Regions from separate parts of the Mus musculus genome. Here region 2 is linked to region 1. A link is a loop called in an ENCODE intact Hi-C map of the cell type or tissue named here. Cell type or tissue: left cerebral cortex. All regions are shown on one strand.

The links. A loop is a pair of places that touch in the nucleus more often than their neighbours do. Peaks named below come from ENCODE experiments on the same cell type or tissue, not always from the same donor. Only the 100,000 strongest peaks of a DNase experiment are listed, where the experiment ranks them.
Region 2: it touches region 1 in a loop (2.4-fold over the local background); 8 of 42 quality-filtered maps call a loop at or near these places.

The regions. Positions count from the first base shown.
Region 1 is chr16:97,325,047-97,327,546 of GRCm38, forward strand. No RefSeq gene overlaps it. Among named protein-coding and RNA genes, the nearest start is that of Bace2, 30 kb to the right of the region's middle. In left cerebral cortex, a CTCF peak has its summit at 1,223; a DNase peak (open chromatin) is centred at 1,060.
Region 2 is chr16:97,429,300-97,431,799 of GRCm38, forward strand. The region is part of intron 8 of Bace2 (beta-site APP-cleaving enzyme 2); the gene reads left to right. Among named protein-coding and RNA genes, the nearest start is that of Bace2, 74 kb to the left of the region's middle. In left cerebral cortex, a CTCF peak has its summit at 1,124; DNase peaks (open chromatin) are centred at 1,005 and 2,250; H3K27ac peaks cover 1,824 bases.

The DNA.
Region 1 (2,500 bases):
GGCTTGAAAGAGTCACAGGTTGCTCTGGATATCATAGAAGAACAGTAGAGTAATACAGGGTATATTTGTCTCATCTAGGCATATAACTTGTATTTATCTCAATTGAGTTTTGAGTTCTTTGTGTGGGCATTTTGGGGGTTGAGGATTTACTGTTATAAATCTGGCTGATAAATTACAAGCCTCTGGAGTATTCATTTAAAGGCGCTAGGGATTAGAGCCAGTGGCGGCCAGTCTTGGCAGGCTAGCCACAGGGGATAGATAGCAGGGGGCAGCAAACTGCAGGGAACTAGGTGGACAGACTCTTGGGGGTAGCCTTGGGGGTGGGGAGACTGTATTGCCGGTGTGTAACTGTCATTAATTAGCGTGGATTGTTTTTTTAATAACCTGAGTCTGCCTATTATCACAAAATTGAGCCCAAACTGCGTCTCACTGTGCTCATTTTGAACACCTGAACACTTGTCTCTCTACTATAGCACTTTGTGTGTGTACCTGTGTGTGAGGATGAAGGGTAGAATAAGCCTCAAGAATTTCTCCTCAGGAGCCACCCACCTTGGATTTTTTGGTTTGGTTTGGTTTGGTTTGGTTTATTTTTGATACAAGGACTCTCACTGGCCTGGAGCTCATCTAGTAGGCTGGCCAGTGAGGCCCAGTGTTCCATTGTCTCTGACTCCTCAGTGCTGGGGGTGAGAACACACCACCATACCTAGTCTTTTCTTTTCATGTGGGTTCTGTAGATCCAACTCATTTTCCCGAAGCAAGGACTTCACCAACTGATCTTCCCAGCCCCACTCTCTCATACCTGGGTGAGAAACTCCTCAGTCCCTACAGGTTTCATCCGATCGATCTTTAGCACAAGATTTGAAATGCATCTGTATGCAAAAGCTCTCAAGCCAGAAAATAGAGGCGGGGCTACCCACTCTTGAGGTGTCTTTTAAGTTGGCTCAGAGAGGAGTTTAAGAAAAGCCCCGCGCAGCTGCTGGCTTGCCTTGCCAGCTGAACACTGTTCTATCGGGGTTGAGTGAAGCTGAGAAATCACGGGAAGGCACAGCAGACCTCATCCAGCCCACTCAGCTGATCAAATTCCAAAACAGCCTCTTGCCAAATGGCTCATGGCTGCATCCCCATAAAACAGCCACCTCAACCGCTGCTCAGAGCGGCATCCTGGCAGTCAAAGGCATCCACACAAGAGACAGAGGACGAGAGACAGACCACACACCCCCTAGTGGCCCTTCCTGCTACTACTCCCTCGACATAACTCTTTACCACACAGTGACCCTGGTGTTCCTTGTGGTCTTCAGCCAGACAGACTGCCACCCTGGTATAGGTGACTGTCTTCCATCTTCAGGAGTTCAGCTGTGTTCCTTCCAATCACCCCAGCTGGGCTTCTTGACTGCTTACATGCCCTCATAAGAGGAGGGACTGGGATGGTGCCTCACCTCCAGCAGCTCGCTATCACCTGATGTGTACACCTGGGTCCTGACTACAGATGCAGGAGCAGTGGGTGGGGGTAGAAGATGCAGGCCTGCAAAGACTAGAAGAACCATCTGTGTGGCTGTGGAAAAGACCCCCCCCAACCCCAGTTCCCAATGGGTAAAGACTTTCCAATGAGGCCTTTGGGAAGGGATGCACCCACACTCTGGTAATTTCTTCCTGTGCTCTTACTGTAAGTAAACCCAATCAACTCCTTGGTTCTGAGAACAAAGGTCTACACAATTCCTGGATGTGCCCCAGGGACCCAGGAAGACGAGTGGATATTGTTTAGCTCTTTCAATGCAAAAAATTTTTTTTAGCCATAGCACATTTTACAACTGTTGTTTTCGGGGCTTACCATTTTCTGGAACCCTTCTGAAAATGCTTTGTGTGTATAAACTCTGTACAGCCTGCCAGGGCTAGACTATTGTCTAACCTCTGACAGACAAGGAGCCTGAAGCACAAGTCAACCTATGTGCCCAAGGCCACACAGTCAATCCAGGACTTCTCTGTCAGAGCTTCGCAGCATGGGAACTCTGCCACAGAGTAAGGGGACTTGTTTTTCATCCCTCCAGAGCCTAAGAAGTCACGAGCAAAGCTGAACGCCCTATCTGACATCCAGAAGTAATAGGGGACCTCCAGAAATTTCTGTTCCCAGGGCTTCTCAGAATCCCCTCTATTCAGTTGTCCCCTCACCTGAAGGGGACACTCAAGAAGGAAGTTCTTCTGCTTATTGAACACCCATTTGCTCATGCATGCTGGCCATTGCACGCCAGACTGCCATGCTGAGAGGCCTGTATATTCTAAAGAATCTCAGGCCATTCTCTCCCTTCCTCCTGCTTCAGTTCGAGGACTGTGACAAACTAGGTGGGTGGGCAAAAACACCTTTCATGTGGAAATGAATTTCTCAGGGCACTCAGAAGCCAGAAGTTGGCAGTGGACCCCACACACAGTGTATATGAAGCCTCTGAGCTATGTGCTCAAGTTCACCACTGTTGGGCCCATTAACTTTGTGGATAATGTCAATATT
Region 2 (2,500 bases), 100 kb after region 1:
TTAGTTTATAGAATTCCTTGAGGGTTGCAGTGGAGGAGCCGTAAGCAGAAGCCCTTTATCAGAATCCCTGAGGCTTCAAGAGCTTTTCCAAGACCAAGTTTGTAGACTTCCTAGCTTGTTTTCTGTGGAGTACAACAGTGTGGCCAGGGCTTGGGGTCACTTGGGGCAAAGTGCCTAGACAGTCTCCTTTTCTTTGTGTGTGTATGTAGACTGTAGGTTGTATGTAAGTGTGTATGTGTGTATACTAGTACATGTACATATGAGTTCTTGTGCTTATGGAGGTCAGAGGTCAACTCCAGGTTTCTTTTTGTCACTCTCCATCTTGTTCTTTGAGACAGCATCTTTCATTGGTCTGGAACTTGCCAAGTAGGCTACACTGGCTGTTGGGCAAGCCCCAGGGATCCACCTATCTCTGTCTCCCCAACACTGGAATTGCAACAGCATGCTGCCATACTGGGCTTTTTTTGATTGGTTGGTTGGTTGGTTGGTTGGTTGGTTGGTTCTAGGAATCTAATCCAGGTCCTCATGCTTGCTCATCTAATACTTCACCATCTGAGCCTTTCCCCAGTCAGCTTTTTTCTGCTTTCCATGTCAATTCAAACTCCCAACCCTGCTGAGAATCCCTAGGTGGATCTGTGCAAAGATGGAACAGTGCCAATTAGCTGGATACTGTGATCAATGTAGAACTGACCCTCCCAAGTCTGGCTTACTCCTAAACAGTTACCCTGGGCACTGGGACCCCTTCAGCTGACTCCATGTTGCCTTGTACAAGTATCTTCAGCTAAGCAGATAATAATGGTAGAGTTAAATTGACAGCTCTGGTGTCTTAATGCCTCCAGGGTTTCTGAAATACCATCAGCCTCTTTTTATAGACGGAGACATTTAGCACCCAAGAGCTATATAGATTTCAGCTCATACAACTTGAAACACATTGTGGATTATGGCAGTCATTCCATGGAATTTTTCTTGCTGCAGGTTGAAAGTGGATCATCTGGTACAGCTCATGTTTAAAAATAGGGATGGTGGTGTGAAGATGAGCCTCGGAGATACGCCCGTGCTTATCTACTTAGAATATTGTCAAAGACACCAAAGCTGAGAACCTCTGGCTCCACATTGTACAAATGAAAATTCTGACCCCTATGGATAGTGTGTGCCTACTGCAGAGAATACAGGCTTGGGAGAAGACTCATCCAGTAAAGTGCTTGCCATACAAACACAGGACCTGAGTTCAATCCTTAGCACTCATGTCAAAAGCAGATATAGTGGTGTGCACCCATTCTCTGTGTAAATGCCAGATTAGGGGTCTAAGGGTTCTATAGGAGGATTCCTGCAAGAGGGAGGGAGGGAGGAGTGAGAAGAGAGAAGAGGGGGCTGACCGTGTGTCCAGAACCCTTCTAACTGCAGAGTAATGTTCCTTGTCGCAGGCATTTGCAGGGAAGGTCTTGATCACAGATCTTCAGTTTGGTTTCATTTTATGTCTCATGTGGGGAGGGGATCTGACAAGCATCTTTAGTAAAATGATAGTATATCTCTCAAGGCATTCATTATCAATCACATCATGGCCTTCTGGAGACAACAGAGAAAATACACAATTTAAATTTTAACCTCAGACATTGATAAAAGAATCAAAGTAACAACATAGTAATAGCTGACCATCACAGAGCACTGACATGTTCCCTAGGGACCATGTACAAAATTAACATCTGCTAACTCACCTATTTTTCCAACACTGTCATTTATAGGCACAGTTACACCCCCATTTTACAGATAAGGAAAGTGAGAGTCAAAGCAGGTAGCTGAGAACACAGATCACACAGGGCAGTTAAGCTCAGTGAGATAGCCCCTGCCTGACAACGAGCAAGGATCTGAAGCCAGAGTTCACTCCCAGGTTCACTCCCCTCCCCACAGTGAACAATGACCTCTCATATACAAATCCAACATAGCAAGGTTAAGTCAGCTTCATAGCACAGTTAATGTATCTAACAAACGCACAGATACCTAGTGAAGGGCTGTCCCAGAAAATAACATCTACATGTAGCTCTTATTGCTGTTTTTGAGAAGAGTCTTAGGCTAACTTCAACCTCCCTATGTGGCCTAGGATGACCTACAACTTCTTAGCTTCCTGCTTTCCCTAGATCTGGGGTTACCACAGCAGCTTGGGCAGTGCTGGGCTTGGAACCTTGGCTTCCTGCATGCTAGGCTGGCTCGATACCAAATGAGTCACATCCCCAGTTCTCAGCCTCGGTTTGAAATCCACTTTCCTCCAATGCTGCAGAGCACATAGCTGTCATGAGTGTGTGGTTGTTTCTATCTAATGCGTTATGTATGACAACCCGAGCTTGGTGCTTTTTCTGAAAGTCTTAAAGGAGTATGGTGAATGAAAAAGTTAAGTGAGAGGAGGAGGACTTGATGAGTCCTAAAGTTGGAGAAGATTTTAGATATAAGGGAGAAAACAGGCAGAGATAAGAATTCAGGCTTAACATGGCTGGCAGACTAAATG